2 separate regions of the Homo sapiens genome follow, and region 2 is linked to region 1. The links are chromatin loops, found by intact Hi-C in ENCODE. Cell type or tissue: A673. All regions are shown on one strand. Links, peaks and the distances in the headings refer to the core of each region. The heading gives the core; the rest is flanking DNA.

What was found. Peaks named below come from ENCODE experiments on the same cell type or tissue, not always from the same donor. Only the 100,000 strongest peaks of a DNase experiment are listed, where the experiment ranks them.
Region 2: it touches region 1 in a loop (3-fold over the local background); 6 of 110 quality-filtered maps call a loop at or near these places.

The regions. Positions count from the first base shown.
Region 1 is chr6:166,396,213-166,405,244 of GRCh38, reverse strand. No RefSeq gene overlaps it. Among named protein-coding and RNA genes, the nearest start is that of MPC1-DT, 18 kb to the right of the region's middle. RefSeq lists an enhancer at 5,004-5,508. In A673, for the core only: CTCF peaks have their summits at 4,040 and 4,242 (motif pointing right); DNase peaks (open chromatin) are centred at 2,154, 2,514 and 4,254.
Region 2 is chr6:166,168,506-166,177,537 of GRCh38, reverse strand. LNCDAT (lncRNA divergent activator of TBXT) reads right to left here. Exons shown (of 2, transcript NR_166068.1): 2 at 6,366-7,466. It also overlaps a transcript of TBXT not described here. Among named protein-coding and RNA genes, the nearest start is that of LNCDAT, 4.9 kb to the right of the region's middle. RefSeq lists a silencer at 3,285-3,394 and an enhancer at 8,951-9,032. In A673, for the core only: no CTCF peak of the experiment used is centred there; DNase peaks (open chromatin) are centred at 3,747 and 4,087; H3K27me3 peaks cover 2,402 bases.

The sequences.
Region 1 (9,032 bases), core at 483-8,482:
GCCTTTACCTCTGCTACTCCCAGGGCCCAAAAGCACCGGTGTCAAAGACAAGCCAGGGGTCCCTGGTGACCCTTGTGGGGCCTTTAAGGTGAGGAGCTGGAGGTGCAGAGGAGAGTGTAAAAGACTAAAAGGGTGGAGCGTGTACCCCCAGCACGTGTCCGTACAACAGACTGATTGTGCAGATCTCTGCTTCTGAGTTTAGCCTTAGAATGATCTGGTGTTAATTCTCACCGCAACCTCCACCTCTCGGGTTCAAGTGATTCTCCTGCCTCAGTCTCCCAAGTAGCTGGGATTATAGGTGCCTGCCACCATGTCTGGCTGATTTTTGTGTTTTAGTAGAGATGGGGTTTCACCATGTTGTCCAGGCTGGTCTCGAACTCCTGACCTCAGGTGATCCACCCGCCTCGGCCTCCCAAAGTGCTGGGATTACAGGCATGAGCCACTGTGCCCGGCCTAATTCTAGATTTATCTGGACTCTTAAGTCATGTTTCATTTATACTTTTTCCACTTAATTTTATGAATATGAAGCTTCATAAAATAATGCAAAAATTAATGCAAGCCAGACATTAATTTATACAATATCACCACGAGCCCAACAGTCTCACACATTCTACTGCATTTGGCACCCATCTGACATTGAGTTTTCTTCAGCTTCCTCTTTCAGCATGACAGTAATTAAATTATCTATTTTGTACCAAGTATTTATAAAGCTGGAAACTAGATATGCACCTGAAACTATAATTCATTTTGTAAGTATTGGAATTAACTCCAGTTCTGCACCTGAAACTATAATTCATTTTGTAGTATTGGAATTAACTCCAGATCTGCACTTGACTTCAGCACTGACTCAGTTTCTTTGTCCAGTCTCTCCTAAGAACAGAATGCCCCTCAGTATCCGCTGTAAGAAGCACAGTGACTGAGTTAACTACTCGTGCCCTTGTGGGCCATCTACTGATTCATGGTAGGTGCGGCCCTAGTCACAGAAAGGAGCGTTTTAGCAAGGCTCCTGCGTGATTCTGATAGGATTGCCCAAACACAGCACCTGCCCAGTGAAACGCCATCTGCTACGGACTGAATGTTTGTGCCCACCACCAAGTTTGTACGTTGAAATCCTCACCCCCAAAGGAATGGTATTAAGGGGTGGGGCCTTCGAGGAGTGATTAGATCATGAGGATGGCATCTTCATGAATGGGATTAGTGACCCGATAGGAGAGAAAGAGACTGAAGCTCATTCTACTCTCTACCATGTGAAGATACTGCTAGCAGTCAGCAGTGTGAAACCAGGAAGAGGGCCATCACCAAGACCCAAACATGAGGGTGTCTTGATCTCGGACTTCCAGTCTCCAGAACTGTGAGAAATCAGTGTTCTCCTAGATGCCTCCAGGGAACATGGGCAAGAGTCTGACCCACTGGCCGGGTGCCCCATCGCCTGCCAGCCCCCTTCCCATCATATCAACGGGTGTGTCACTGCTTTTCAATCCAGCTCCACACCCAGTAATCTGTCCTCAATTCTCCACATTTCCCTGAAGATGTGTTGCTTTCTCATATCAATTTCTATATTAGTTACGGTTCCTTGGTTACAAGCAATAGAAAGTAACTATCCTAATCAAACAAACGAAATGTATTACAAAGTAAAGTAGTTAAGATTAAGTTTCAGGGGTGAAGAAAGATTGGTTAATAGGCACAAACATGCAGTTAGGTAGAAGGAATAAGTTCTAATGTTCAATAGCAGAATACAGTGACTATAGTTATCAACAGTGTATTGTATGTTTCAAAATAGCTAGAAGACTTGAGACGTTCCCAACATATAGAAATAATAAATACTGCAGGTGATGGATACCCTAAATCCTCTGACTTGGTCATAACACATTCTGTGCATGCAACAAAACACCACACCTACCCCATAAGTGTGTATGAATATGTATCAGTAAAAACATGGAAACAACCCAGATATCCACCAGTGGATTCATGGAGAAACAAAATGTGCTATCCATGCAATGGAATATTATTCAGCCACAAAAATAAACGGAGTGCTGATAAATGCTCCAACATAGGTGAGCCTTGAAACACTACACAGTGAAGGAAGCCAGACACAAAGGCCACATGTGGTGTGATTCATTTACATAAAATGTCCAGGACAGCAAATCCACAGAGACAGAAAGCAGATTGGTGGTTGCCAAGGAGAACATTAGTGGAGAGGGAATAGATAGTGACTGATAATGGGTGTAAAGTGTTTTTTTTGGTGGGGGTGCCAAAAATGTTCAAAAATTAGAATGTGATGATGGTCACACACCCTGTAAACATACTGAAGGTGGTACATTTCAAATGGGTAAATTGTATGGTATGTGAATTATATCTCCATAAAACGATTAACCATTCCCTGAAAAAAGATTAGGTTTCACTGTGAGCAGCAGGAAGCCCAAAGTGACAGCAGCCTTCTGAGGTCTAAGTTTGTAGATCTCTCAGGCGAGCCTCAGGGCAGGCTGGATGGCAGCCCAGCTCCTCTGAGCCCTCCCGGTCCCAAAGGACCTCTAACTCACAGGCCTCATCTTCATGCTTCCAGATGCCAGCATCTGCATTCCGGAAAGCCTGCTGGATGAGGCGACAAAGGAAGGTGAAAGAAAGGGTGTGGAGCAGCTAACTCTAAGAATGGTTCCTGAGAGAGAGAGAGAGAGAGAGAGAGAGAGAGAGAGAGAGAGAGAGAGAGGGAGGGGGAGGGGGAGGGGGAGGGGGAGGGGGAGGGGGAGGGGGAGGGGGAGGGGGAGAGGGAGAGGGAGAGGGAGAGGGAGAGGGAGAGAGAGTCATCTCATGGGGCCACCTTTGTATATGCAGTCAGTCACTGACCGAAACATTGTGTCGTGCATGACTGTATATATCTATATCTATACAGATAGACAGATAGATAGATAGATAGATAGATGCATATACAATGGTGGTCCTATAGGATGACAATACCATATCATATTTTTACTGTACCTTTTCTATGTTTAGATATGTCTAGATACACAAATGCTTATCATTGTGTTACAGTTGCCTACAGTATTCAGCACAGTACCATGCTGCTTAGGTTTGTAGCCTGGGAGCAATAGGCTACACCATAGAGCCTAAGTACACAATGGGCTATACCATCTAGGTTTGTGTAAATGCACTCTCTAATGTCGACACAGTGATGAAATTACCAGAACGTGTTTCCATCATTCAGTGATGCATGAAAGAGAGAGAGTGTGTGTGTGTAGCTAACGCAGTTAGACTGTGTTTAGCTTGCAGAAAGTGAGGCAATTTGGCTGTTATCTGGGCCTGATATTTTCACACCAAATCATACATGCCAGCAGATACATGGCAAGGTCCCGGGCAGCTTGGTCATTTTAAAGGACCTCAGAATTTCTTCCACCGTAACTCCATTTACTCTCAACAGCCTCCCACTCAGATACCTGGTGCTAAGTACTGTCATCAGGTTTCAGTGCCGTTTTGGTCAGAGATGTCCAACAGACAAATCCTGCGTAATCCTTTCCATTTCAGCTCAGACATTATTACCTCCATACAATCCGGACTGCCCTTTATACAGCCTCATACCGGATCGAGGAAGAGACTGAAGTGAAATTGTTCTTGTGTGCGCCTCTCTCCCCCTAGCCTGGAGCACCCCTGAGAGTTGCAATCCTTTTCTTCTTTCTATGCCTGGCCCGGTGCTGGGCACAAATCATTATTTGTAAATGAGTGAATAGGTGGGGACTGGGCTGGAATTTACGAGTTCCCTGTTCAGCGTCCACTACGCATGTGGCCATTCAAAATTCTACATGGGGCCTCGGGTGGCTGGGGTGGCCTTGTTGAACGTGGCCTGTTAACTATATAAATTCACCTCTTTATTTTTTTTTTTTAATTGAGACGGAGTCTCGTTCTGTCGCCCAGCCTGGAGTGCAGCGGCACAATCTCAGCTCACTGCGACCTCCTCCTCCCGGGTTCAAGTGATTCTCCTGCCTCAGCCTCCTGAGTAGCTGGGATTACAGGCGCGTGCCACCACACCTGGCTAATTTTTGTATTGTTTAGTAGAGATGGGATTTCACCATGTTGGCCAGGCTGGTCTTGAACTCCTGACCTCAGGTGATCCGCCCTCCTTGGCCTCCCAAAGTGCTGGGATTACAGGCGTGAACCACCACCCCGGCATAAATTCATCTCTTTTCCTTCTGGAAACTTCACTACGTTGCGGGACAAGTAAGTTCTGTGTGTTTGCAATTGTTACAAAATGCCAGCAGAGGGCAGTGCTTGTACAGCTAGACCTGCAGGCCATGCAGAACGCGCTCAGCCCTGCAGCTCTGGGAGCCCTCTCAGGACCCGTGCACTGCGATGGCCAGAGCCCCCATGGGTCACCGGTCAGACAGGGTCCTGCCACTGGCTCCTCATACAGCCCAGGGCAAGCGATTGCCAACCTGAAGTTCACAACAGGACCAGGAGTCCGTGGGCTCCATCAGTATTAAGAAAAGCTGATGAAGGCCAGGCGCTGTAGCTCACATCTGTAATCCCAGCACTTTGGGAGGCCAAGGCAGGCAGGTCACTTGAGGTCAGGAGTTCGAGACCAGCCTGGCTACCATGCTGAAACCCTATCTCTAATAAAAATACAAAAAAAGCCGGGCATAGTGGTGGGTGCCTGTAATCCCAGCTACGCGGGAGGCTGAGGCAGGAGAATCACCTGAACCCGGGAGGCAGAGGTTACAGTGAGCTGAGATCACACCACTGCACTCCAGCCTGGGTGACAGAGCCAGACTCTGTCTTCAAAATAAAAAAGAAAGAAAGGAAGAAAAGTTGATGAGAATCATAAGTTCACACACCGTAAACCTGCAGAGGTGAAAAGTCATGTCTATTTGAGTTTTGTTTGGTTTTATATTAACCCAGTATACTAACACTGGATGTCTCACATGAAGGAGAAATTTAAATGTCTCCTTTAAACTGTCCTCTTTAGAGGGGACAAACATGTTACATAATAAATACTTCCTTATAAGACAAAGTCTTTATATAACAGGTCTGTTAGGAAAAAACTTAACTTTACAAAGGATCTTCAAGGGTGAAAGTGGTTGTGAATCAGTGACTCGGGTAATAAGAAGAGAGTCTTAGGCAATGTGTCTGAAATGAAGCCCAGCAGCTGTATTTCACAGCATCACGTAAGACTCTGTCGATCCACTCTTATTTTTTTTTTTTTTTTTTTTTGAGACGGAGTCTCCCTGTCACCCAGGCTGGAGTGCAGTGGCGCAATCTCGGCTCACTGCAAGCTCCGCCTCCTGGGTTCACGCCATTCTCCTGCCTCAGCCTCCCGAGTAGCTGGGACTACAGGCGCCTGCCACCACGCCCGGCTAATTTTTTGTATTTTTAGTAGAGATGGGGTTTCACCGTGTTAGCCAGGATGGTCTCGATCTCCCGACCTCGTGATCTGCCCGCCTCGGCCTCTCACAGGGATTACAGGCGTGAGCCGCGTGCCCGGCCTGAAGAAGCACTATTTAATACCACCTGCAGCGCAAAGGTGACTGAAAACAAGAAAGTGCTGTCTCTAGCTGGGGCTTCCTCGAGCTTCTGCCCGCTGTGCGCTGCACGTTGCCACCTGGATGTGAGACAGCACTTCACACCGGCCCTTCCAATCCTGCGTCCACATCTTCACCCAACCTCCGCCTGGACATGCTACTGCTCCTTCATTCCCTAACTCCGCTGAGACATTCCCATACATGCCATTTGCAAGTGATAAATCCCAAGATCCTGGGGTCCGAAGCTTCCGTCTTACCCCCCAGCACACCGTCAGCGGTCAGATCCTAACAGGTGTTCCCCTGCAGAGTTCTTGACTGTGCGCTTTTTCCCCATTCCCATCACCTCCAGCTTGTCTCTGCAATCGACACGTCTCATCCAGGCAATTGTAGTAACCTCTTGGCTGGCATCTTGCCACCACGTTGCCTCTCTCAATCTCTTCACATAGCAGCTTAAAATTCTGTCAGAAAATAATTGTGCCCGTATCACCTGACTATGTTAAACAACAACAACAACTTCAGCAGCTCTTGTTCTTCAAGAGAAAAATCGAAAACTCTGGGCTCTTTGGTCCAGCATACAAAGCCCCTGTGACCTTGGCCACATCAGCTCTCTTTGGTGAATCTCTAGGCACACCCACCTTAAAGGTATGCTCTCACGCTGTGCTGTCTGACTTGCTAGCCACTAGCCATATTTGGTATTTAAACTACTTACAATTTAAATTACTTGAAATTCAATAGAATTTAAATTTTAATTGTGTGGCCACACTCTCCACATTTCAAATGCTCGATAAGCAGGCTGCTGGTACATGAAAGTCCACAAGCAGGAGCTTCTGGACATTGGCAGCTAGACCTGCTTCAGCCACCCTGGTCACAGCGATCATCCTGCTCCCTGGCTTGCAGAGGTGGCTCGATGTGGCTACCACCTCCCTGCAAGTCTCACATGGATAGCTGCTCAGGAAAGCTCAAGTCACAGGGGAAATTAATGCTTCAAGGAAGTTTGAGATTCCAGCTTTCAAATAGCTTGAGTACAAAAAACCCATCTGTCCTATCCACCACACTCCAGCCTGCAGCCGCTCAAAGTCTCCACACAACTTTCTTCCTATTGTTCACCTCCAAAGTAACAGTGATGGCAGCCATGACATCCCCACCCAAATAACACAGCTGCTCTTCACAAACAATGAAAACATGCACATCGTCTCCCAAAGACAAAACCCAAGTCTCACCAGTCTCTCTTTACAGCCCTGGACAATCTTTCTCTTCCAGTCCAGTTCAGACTGAACACCTATAAACCATGAGCAACGCAGGAAGTTGGCCACCATCAGCACAATCTATATAAGGTAACAGGGAAATGGGGGTGGTGGAAGAAATCAGTTCCTCTAAGGCCCAGGATGAAAATGTGAATAGCTACTGTCATGGGTTGAATCAAGGTTTCACCCCTCCAAAAAAAATTATCCTGTTGAAGTCCTAACCCCAGTACCTAAAAATGTGACCGTCTTTGGAGACAGGGCCTTTACTAAGGTAATCAAGTGATGATGAGGTCATTGGGGTGGGGGGACCTAATCCAGCATGACTGGTGTTCTTATGGAAAGGGACATCTGGACACAGAGAGGGACATACACACAGGGAGGACGATGTGAAGAGACACAGGGAAAAGGTGGCCCTCTATAAGCCAAGGAGACAGGCCTCAGGAGAAATGTGCCCTGCCAGCACCTTGATCTTGGCCTTCCAGCCTCCAGGGCTGTGAGAGCAGCCTGCTGTTTAAGCTGCCCACCTGTGGGACTTTGTGATGGCAGCTGCAGGAAGCCAACACAGCTGGCACAGCCCTCAGCCCCTGTGCAGGTCCCTGTACCCGTGATGTTCCCAGCTGCCCCTCTCACACCGTCCTCGAACCTGGCCCCAGAGCTGCTTGGGAATCTTTGTCTGTATTTCCCTGTGGTCCCAGAAGGTGGAGGGCCCCTGCCCTTGGGTTGCTGCTGTCTTCTGTTAATGTTTCCCCACTGGGCTGGTGGTGCGGGGGTGCTTCCTCCCTGCCGCATGGAGGAACAGTGCCCTGACATCCCCCTTGCCAGTCAGGAGAGGCCGCCCCATGGTGTGGCCCCTGCCTGTGATGGCACAGTCTTGAGAGCCAGGGTGGCGGAACAGCATTGGTGTCCCTAGGGGAAGCATTCCCCCAGCAGGGCCCCGGAGCACAGAGAAAGGAAATAGTTTCTTGGCAAGTTGTTGGGTATCAATGTGAGTAATTCCACTATCACGTACAGTCCTTCAATCTCCACTTGTAGAGTCTGCAAGGGGAGAAAAGGCACCAGATAGTACAGTGGCTCAGAGCATGCACTGCTCAACCAGGATGCACCCCAGTCCCACCAGGGCTGTGAGGACCCCTCAGTAGGCCGCATCTCATTCTAAAGAGGCACAGTTCCTGAACATGGTGAGACCCATGAATCCTGGAAGTATCAGCCCATTCATTCCCTTGCTCCAGGTTTGGGCAGTTGGGACGAAGTAGCACATAAGGGGTGGCTTAAACAGCACACATGGACTCCTTGCCATCCTGGAGGCTGGAAGTCCAAGCTCATGGTGCCAGCAAATGTAGGTCCTGGTGAGGGACATCTTCCTGGCTTGAAGAGCCACCTTCTCACTGTGTCCTCCTATGGCAGAGAGAGATGGCTGTAGGAAGAGGTTTCTCTTCCTTTTCTACAAGGGCACTAGTCCCATCATGGGGCCCCACCCATATGATCTCATCTAAACCTAACCCTCCCCAAAAAGGCCCCACCTCCAGACACCATCACGCAGGGGGCCAGGTCTTCAGCACATGAATTTTGGGAGGACCCAGATACTCAGCACATAACACGTTGCTGTGAGGTTCCTGGTCAGAAACAATACTGTGTGATTACCATGTGGAGAAGCACCGAGTTAACCCACAGGTGTTACTGGAGCAGAAGCAGCATGTGGTCCACATACTGGGGTCCACACATGTACAGAGCTCTCTCCAGACCAGACCAGGCCTGGGGGACCCTCCTACTCATCCAGTCAGCGAGGGCCCCTTCCTTGCTGAGGCCACAGGGAAAGTGCAGTGGGAGGTTCTCCAGGGGCCTGGGCACCTGCTTACACAGCACACACCTGTGCTTGCCCCTCACCCCCACCCCCGCCCCCACCCCCGCCCCCAGCCACTGGATATCACCTATCCACTTCCGCCTCCTGAGGGACACCTGCTGGATATCACCTATCCACTTCCGCCTCCTGAGGGACCCCTGCTGGATATCACCTATCCACTTCCGCCTCCTGAGGGACCCCTGCTGGATATCACCTATCCACTTCCGCCTCCTGAGGGACCCCTGCTGGATATCACCTATCCACTTCTGCCTCCTGAGGGACCCCTGCTGGATATCACCTATCCACTTCTGCCTCCTGAGGGACCCCTGCTGGATATCACCTATCCACTTCCGCCTCCTGAGGGACCCCTGCTGGATATCACCTATCCACTTCTGCCTCCTGAGGGACCCCTGCTGGGTACATCAGCTCGTTGGCTGGGCG
Region 2 (9,032 bases), core at 372-8,371, 230 kb after region 1:
AATATTACATATTCCTGTGGACTGAATTGTAAGGGCACTTGGGAAAATTAAAAAGTTAATGAGCTGTGGGGACGGAGCTAGGAGTCACTAAAAATTTAGTCATGTATTCTTCCATTCCATCGGCAATGACTAAATGCCTACTGTGACACCTGGTGGGTTATTGCTATCATAGGCATGTATTTTTTTAAAAAAGAAAACGTTGCCGCTTTTCCTCCTCCCCATGTGATCAGAAGACGAGAAAAGACTTAAGAAAAGAAAATAGCCTAAGTAGAATACAATCCTTTAATAATATTTTGAACTCCCAGAGAGATATACATACATTACTGTTTCCAAAAGAACACAGAAAATTTGTCAAACCTATTTATAATGAAAGAACAAATGGAGAAGGAAGCCAAAATATATATAAAGAATTTTCTTGCCTGGGTGCGGTGGTTCACCCCTATAATCCCAGCACTTTGAGAGGCTGAGGCAGGAGGATCACTTGAGCCCAGGGGTTCAAGACGAGCCTGGGCAACATAGCGAGAGTCTGTTTCTACAAAAAATAAAAAATTAGCCAGATATAGTGGTCCCAGCAACTTGGGAGGCTGAGGCAGGAGGATCGCTTGAGCCCTGTGGGCTGAGGCTGCAGTGAGCCATGACTGGGCTACAGCACTCCAGCCTCAGTAGCAAAGTGAGATGTGGTCTCGAAAAAAAAAAGAAGAAGAATTTTCTAGACTGGACATAGATTTTGAAGCTAAGGATGATGGAAATAGCTGAGCGCTCATCATTCAGTGCACCTGTTCTGCCTTTCTCAGGGAAGGTGTTCCCGGAAGCACACTTTGAGAGTGAAGAAGATACTGATGACCTCCATCCTCTGCAGGTCTGTTAATTGAAGTACCTTCTTATAAAGGACTCAAAAAATAAGCCTGTGGTTCTATGCCAGGCAGGCAGCGAACCAATGTATTTTAGGAGGGACCATTCCTTACTTCAGGATATAGCTGAAAACAACACCCAGAACTAATTTTTTAACCTTCGCAAACCTTTGTATGGAGCCAACACTCCTACGTTATAAATTGTGAAAGAAACTCGGGCTAAAGATACCACATGATTTTCACATTTTAAGGGCATGATTTACCTGATCTTTAGTCCTGCACTCTAGCCAAATAGCCAACTGATGTTTCACTATATGTATTTCCTGTTGTAATAATAAAGTTCTCACATTTTTAGGTTTCAAGGTTTCAATTAGGTTTGGTCATCTTAACACAATTTTGCTTTCCCACAAACATGAGAAATACATGCAAATATGTGCTGTGCATTCAAACCTCTCCAGGCAGCACTGCACAAACTTCCTATGGCATGCCCCTGTTTTCCTTTCATTGCCTCTCATCTTAATCCCTCTAACACTCAAGTGAAGCACTGTAGTGATAACCTTGATACAGGTTTCTTTTTAAATCCAGTTCCTGAAGTCAACCATGTTCGAATGTTATACGTGAGCTGATAATCATCCAAGGAGTTAATCCTTGTCTTCCTACTCTTGTTTTGGAATTACCATAGTCCATTAGCGTAACTTGGAATTCTAGTTCCACACTAACTGTAACCTTGGGCAAACTTCTTCACCTCTCTGATGTACATTTCCTTTTATTATGACCTTTTTTTTTAAGGAGGGGATAACAGTACTGACTTCACGGGGTTCTTTGGAAACTCAGAATGATGTGTTTAGGCCTAAGCATTATTTGGCATCTGTTTTTCTCTCTGGTTGCCATACCTGTGATTATAGTTCAGCATCTCTGCCGGGATTGGAAGTTATTTACGTGGTGGGATTTTCTTCCCCCAGCTCCTATTACTGTCTTTCAGATGACTAAACTGTTTTTTATTTATTTATTTATTTTTATTTTTTTATTTTTTATTTTTTATTTTATTATTATTATACTTTAAGTTTTAGGGTACATGTGCACAATGTGCAGGTTAGTTACATATGTATACATGTGCCATGCTGGTGTGCTGCACCCATTAACTCGTCATTTAGCATTAGGTATATCTCCTAATGCTATCCTCCCCACTCCCCCCACCCCACAACAGGCCCCAGTGTGTGTGATGTTCCCCTTCCGGTGTCCATGTGTTCTCAATGTTCAATTCCCACCTATGAGTGAGAACATGTGGTGTTTGGTTTTTTGTCCTTGCGATAGTTTACTGAGAATGATGATTTCCAATTTCATCCATGTCCCTGCAAAGGACATGAACTCATCCTTTTTTATGGCTGCATAGTATTCCATGGTGTACATGTGCCACATTTTCTTATTCCAGTCTATCATTGTTGGACATTTGGGTTGGTTCCAAGTCTTTGCTATTGTGAATAGTGCCACAATAAACATACGTGTGCATGTGTCTTTATAGCAGCATGATTTATAGTCCTTTGGGTATATACCCAGTAATGGGATGGCTGGGTCAAATGATATTTCTAGTTCTAGATACCTGAGGAATTGCCACACTGACTTCCACAATGGTTGAACTAGTTTACAGTCCCACCAACAGTGTAACAGTGTTCCTATTTCTCCACATCCTCTCTAGCACCTGTTGTTTCCTGACTTTTTAATGATTGCCATTCTAACTGGTGTGAGATGGTATCTCACTGTGGTTTTGATTTGCATTTCTCTGATGGCCAGTGATGGTGAACATTTTTTCATGTGTTTTTTGGCTGCATAAATGTCTTCTTTTGAGAAGTGTCTGTTCATGTCCTTTGCCCACTTTTTGATGGGGTTGCTAAACTTTTTTTTAGATCTCAAAAGTAGTTAAACTCAACTAGTTTCCCCACCACCTCCCTTTTCTAAACACTCACACTTGAGTGCAAGCACACCAGATTCCTTTCATATGTGGTTGTATGAATATGGTGGGTGAAAGAGAGAAAAAAACTTGTTTCTACTTTTCACATACTTTGCTTCTACTTCTCACATATTTAACTTAGTCTAGTGGAAATAACCTGCATTTAATGAGACAAATCAGAAATCAAAATGCCACTCCATTTTTTTTACTCTTTTCTCTGAGTTGCCTTGTATATACAAGAGGGAATACTATCTCCCATCAATGCCTAAATGATAATGTATGCACAATTCCTCGCACGTAATAGGCGCCAATGAATGTCAGCTCCTTTTAGGGTTCTGGGGCTGGGACAGCTTGTCACCTTGGAGCTGTGACTATCGGTCGTAGAATGTGCTAATTCTAATTTCCAAATGGGCTTTTCTCCTCTGAGGTGTCTTTTCAGCCGAAGTCCCTGTGGTGGGAACCACTGATTCTGAATCTGTTCTCACAGGTGTGCTAAGTCCTTCCCCTTTGTCTCATTTTTACTATCAGTCTGGTACTTGATCTGTAGGGAGTACAGCCCTTTACTCCCCGCCCCCATGGCAGCCTCAGCCCTAGCTTCCCTTTGGGCTTCTCTCTCTCACCCTGGTCCTCCCATTACCTCCAGGCTGCAGCCTCCTCCCCTCTCTCCCGCCATTAAGTCCTTCTGCAGATTTCAGCTCTGTTCTGCTCTTGTCTTCCGTTTTTTCCACTAGCCTTCAATAGTCCTTTCAAAGTATTCTTATAATTCAATCACTTTTTTTTGGTTCATTGTCTTTGCCTACAATATTGATGGGAATTTCTATAGGAACCCTCTAAAGTGCTCCATTTCCAGAATTATTGCAAGTCTCTTCTGGAGTTCTTCCTGCCTGTTCCCTTGAGGGTATTGCAATCCCATCCATTTCCGCCCCTGTTTGATCTCATCTCCTCCTAGTTTATGTTCCCTCACCACATACTCAGCACTTGGTCTCACCTAACATTTCCTGCCAGGCTTCACCCCTCCTGCCGTGACATCTCACTTGTTCTTATTAAATAGGCGATTGTGACTTTTGAGTCTCCACTGTCATTCAGATTAGACTGTTTTTCTCTCAGTTTATTGATCTCAAGTTTGCTCCATATTCGGACACTTTATAAACCTCGTAGGCTCTCTTTCCTCATGTGCCCAGGGGCTCTGTAGGTCCTGCAGCGCCACTCTGCCTTCCTGAGTACCCTTGTTCTTCAACAGGAAGCGCTACCTCCCTGGACTCTCTGGTGCCAAGCCCCACCCCTCTCCTCTCCCCAGCGGCCTCTGGGGAGCTCCTGCTGGTTTCTCCCACCCCTGCTTCCTCAGGCAAGTGTCAGGCCCTGGTGCAGAGCTCAGAGCCTGCCTGCCCTGCGGATCCCTTCAAAACAGTGATCACAGCATGTTCTGATTAGGGACATCATGTCAACCTTTCCTGCTAAATGGTGATTATGGAAGTTGGAGCTGGTCCAGCCAGAGTATGTGTGTGTGTACGTCTACCCGCATTTATTTCCAACATTCTTTTCTGCCAGATATTTTATTCAGGGCCAAAATAGGATTTTTCAAAATTAGTTGTAGAGGAGGGAGAAAGAACATTTCCAGTAGTATGACATAAACAGGTATATAAATATGAATTAAACGATTGCGTGGGGGTCCCCAGTCATGATTACTGGAGTCATTTTCAGCCTGCAAGCATGTTCCTGCCCCCGCATCTTCAAGCCTCCCTTGGAATAGCTCACTTGTAGTAATTCTTAAGGTCTCATTTAATACACAATTTTCACAGGAAACCCTTCCTTTACTCTCTCCAAAACACCTGACTATTTGAATCAATGAGCGGGTTACTAGAGAAGGGCCCTTGGAGTTTCAGAAGCATCCTGCATTTTAGTAAATGTGAAGGATTGATGTTTTGTTCATGATGAAAGTGCTCAGCAGCATATGTCCAGTGGATCTGAGGACAGTGCTACTGCTGTTTCTTAGATAGACATGCTACTGCATTTCCGTGTTGCCAACGCAGCCACTCAGCAAAGGCCTGCTGAGTCCCTGCCACCAGTCAAGGGCTGGTTTCACCCTGAATAAGGCAGGCCCCACACCTCTGTCTTCCCAAGGTGGCTATGAAAGGGGCATCCATCCAGGGCCCCTGAGAGTGCAGCCCTGCAGAAGGCATGCTGGGCAGTCACCCCTATGTAAGAGGGGGAGGAAGGAAAAGAAAAGGCCGTGGAGACTCCCAGAAAAGGCTGAAAGGGAAGCAGGGAGAGCGATTATTCAGAAGACACAGAGGAAAAGCAGCCTTGGGAAAAAATAAACCATAAGCACCAGAAGATGCAGAGAACTGTGGCCTCTAAGAAGCAGAAACAGGACATTAAGGAGCAAAAAGGCTGCTCTAGAAGGCCATGGAATAAGACGACAAGGGACGTGGAGGAAATAAGGATTACCAGAAAACTGAGCTACAACAGAGAAATAAAATCTGCATTGGAGGCAGTAAAAACCAAAAGTGACATGGAGGGAAATTGACAGAGTGGTGTGGAAAAAACATTTCACAAGCCATTTAATATATGCAGAAAGATCTAAGAGCTGAAACAACACAGGGGGAGGAGGCGGGAGACTAGGCAAGGATCCTCAGATTTGGAAGTACAGATAACCCCTGAAGTGGAAACAGTACTCACCATCATACCAATCAGAACTAAAGAGACTTGTTGAGTTGGAAAGGGCTTTCCCTGCATGCCAAGCAAAATCAGCAGATTCCCACTGAAACTATCGCCAAGAAACTTATCATCCACAAGGCATTGAAAAAATTAAGTATCTGGGCAGAAAAACTCAAGCTACCCTTCTCTACCGAGGAAGAGATCAAAATCCAGCAGCCCGATTTCTCCTCTGGAAACTTGAATTCCAAAGAGATAGGAGCTGAAGCACTAGAGTTTTAAGGAGAAAGGTTTGGGATTGTCACATTCCCAAACATTCAACTGGGCAGGTTGGTTTGTTGTTAATCTGTGAACTCCTGTCACTAAAACAACCACACACTGTCATGTGTGACGAAGCCCACTGACTCCAAAAAAATAGCTTGGATGGGATCAGGTTTTGAGACGCAGCCTGAGGCTGACGGTAGTCCCTGCGTCCACCCCACATGGCCACAGCTTCCCTGCAGATCAGGGAGCACATCACGAAGCCTTCTCCCTAGAGCAGCAGGGAGGGGCCGGCTGTGCACAGGGTGGGATCCTTGTCCTGAGAGGAAGACTTTAAAAAACCAAGTCTCTGTTCTTTCCCACAAAACCACAACCACCTCAAACAACCCAATGGGCTTTAAAAATTTTTCAATGGTAAAGAGTCTAAAGAATTACGTTACACACCTTTTAAAGCAATAACAAAAGCCATTGGGTTTCTTTTAATGGGAGAGACAAATAAACCAATTGGTGGCAGAATTATTGGCCATGAAACATGGCTGTCATCTCTAATGTAGAACTTGTGACTGTTTGCGATCAGTCCGCTTAGTCAGTGTGGGAGAAGGAGCTCATGAGAAGAACAAAATGAAAAAAAGACGAGGAACACCCCAAAATATGAACATTGCTTAGTGCTTGAGGTTAGCATTTATATACATAGAGAGAGATAAACATACAGCCAGCCCTCCATAGCCACAGGTTCCATATCCGTGGTTGGTTGAATTGATAGAAAACATTCCAAACTCCCTCTCCCCAATAATGAAAGAATAAAAATTATACAAATAAAAAGCAATACAGTATAACTACTATTTGCATAGTGTTACATTGTATTAGGTATTATAAGTAATCCAGAAGTGATTTATAGTTCATGGAGGAAGTCCATAGGTTATATGCAAATACCATGCCAAGGGACTAGGGCATCCCTGGATTCTGCCATCTTTGTAGGTCCTGGAACCAATCCCCCACAGATACTGTGGGTGACTGTTTTACATATATATGAAGACAGATACATATATAATATTTCTACAAGGAGTACATATATAATCAGAAAAGAAATTCATTTGTTTTTCTTGCAGAAAGAGAGGGACTAGAGTGTGGGGTAAGAGTCACGCGAGGCTGTCCTCCACCCCTCCTTGAGCCTGTTACAGCTTCATTGTTGCCTGCTTCTAAAGATAAATGGCTTTGCTTTTTCAGAAGGGATTGGGCCCAGGAAAACTGCCTCTCTGGGAGTCGAGTGGGGTGTGTGTGTGTGTTTTCTTATAAAATGTTTCAAGCATGTTTTCGGTGGGACAGTTGCATCCTGAGGCCCAGCCATAAGGCTTTGTCTTGTTTTTCTCTGAATGGCTGGGCTTGCCAAGGAGAGATAGACCCTGGGAGCGAAACAGCTGGCGGTGCCTCAGCCCCTCTTTCCTCCCAAGGAAGCGCATTGTTATTAACTGGGAATTCTTTATAGCCGGGCTGGAGGAAGTTTTGGCTGTAAACTGTCATGCACTGCAGCCTTCGCTGAAAAGGCGGAGGGAGTGGGCCTGGTCCTGGGAACCGAGGAACAAAGATCAGAAAATCAGCCACAGAAAGGGGAGGAAAAATAAACGTTAGAAAGTGAAGACAGGTGACACTACACAAGTGCTGGCCAAAGTCGGTGACTTCCAACCTCTACCTCCTCCGACTTGGGTGGTTCAATTCCTGGGTCGTACTCTTCAATGCTTCAGACATTCTCTCTGGAGAGTAGAAATTTTATTACGCGTGTTAGAAACGGAATATTCTTTCCTGCTGAAGTTGTATTCTTATTTGGCCGTGCCCCTCCTGTTCGGAACAGTTTTAGAGCGATCTGTTAAACCCTCCAGTCTTCTTTGGCGCTTCCCGACTGTGGGAAAAGCGGCCGCGACGCCGTCCGAGCGCAGGGGAGGGATCCAGCCTTCGGGACTCCTTTGCCCTGAAGCCGCAGGAGAGGTTTCGCTCCCGTGCCTAGGGTTCCGAGGCCCTCAATTGCCTGGGACCCACCCTCGTTCCTCCTTCACCTCCCCTCCACTTTTCCCTTTTATCTTATCCTCGGGAGGCCTTGGGCCAAAGCGATGACCTCTTAGACATTTTAATACCCGGAGTAAGGAGAGTAACACGCACCACGCTCTCCCCCAAAGCCCAGGACCCGATGAGCCAGTGAAGGCGTGTCAGGAGGGTCCGGCGTCAGGAGCAAATGAGGTCCTTTTGGTGCCTCTTTCTAGAAGGAAACTTCCCCACCTCGGGTCAGCCCCCTGGGAATATCCATGCATCCCAGACATCAAAAGACACTGAGAAATGCGGACAGGGACTAGACGCTCCGGCTTCCTGACTCGTCGGTGTAAGTTGGAGAAGGGAGAGAAGGAGCCCTGTCCCCCACGGGCGGCAGGCACCCTTCCCCGGGACTGGCTCCTGGCAGCCCTCCGCATACCGCGAGGCGGGTCGATCCCTCGAGTCCCGGGCGGGGATCCCTCCTTCGGCTTCCCCAGCAATTCCCGACCCCGGAGCGAGCCCGGCTGGGCGAGGGGCGAGGGGCAGGGGGCAGGGGGCAGGGGAGACTTAGCGCGGGGCGCAGATACCATGTCCGCGGGAAAGCCCCCTTGCTAGGGCGCAAGACTCCTCTGAACTCGCTGCCCCACCCGATGCGCAGGCTTTCTCTAGAGGGGTTGGGGCTGGGGTGCCCGCTCAGGAGACCGGGAAACAGAGGCTGCTACCCGAGGCAGGCCCTCGTCCAGCGAATGGGCGAGGTGTGCAGAAGCGCAAAGCCAGGCCTTGGAAGGGGGAGCTTCTGCCTCCTTCCCCCTTCCTGGGCTCCCGTTTTAGGAGGAATGTTACTGTTTAAAGAGACCCCACTGAACTATTTCCTGCTCATTGTCACCTCTCCTTCGCTCTCCTCGCGTAAGTTCTCACCGAAAGGTAATAAAACAACCGCTGCCGACACCGCTTGGCGCTGGGCCGGGCGGGGAAAGCGCCCCGAGTCCCACTAGTCCGGACCACCCCGCCAGCCCCGACCTTCTCCCACCTTCCGTGAAAGCAATGACACAGCAGAAACCACGCACACGCCTGGCACACTCGATGCGCGCGCTGACCTCGGCAACAAGTCCTGTTTTTATAAGAGAGCGAGGAGGACACTTCTCAGAAGGGGTTGTTTTGCTTTTGCTTATTTCCGTCCATTTCCCTCTCTGCGCGCGGACCTTCCTTTTCCAGATGGTGAGAGCCGCGGGGACACCCGACGCCGGGGCAGGCTGATCCACGATCCTGGGTGTGCGTAACGCCGCCTGGGGCTC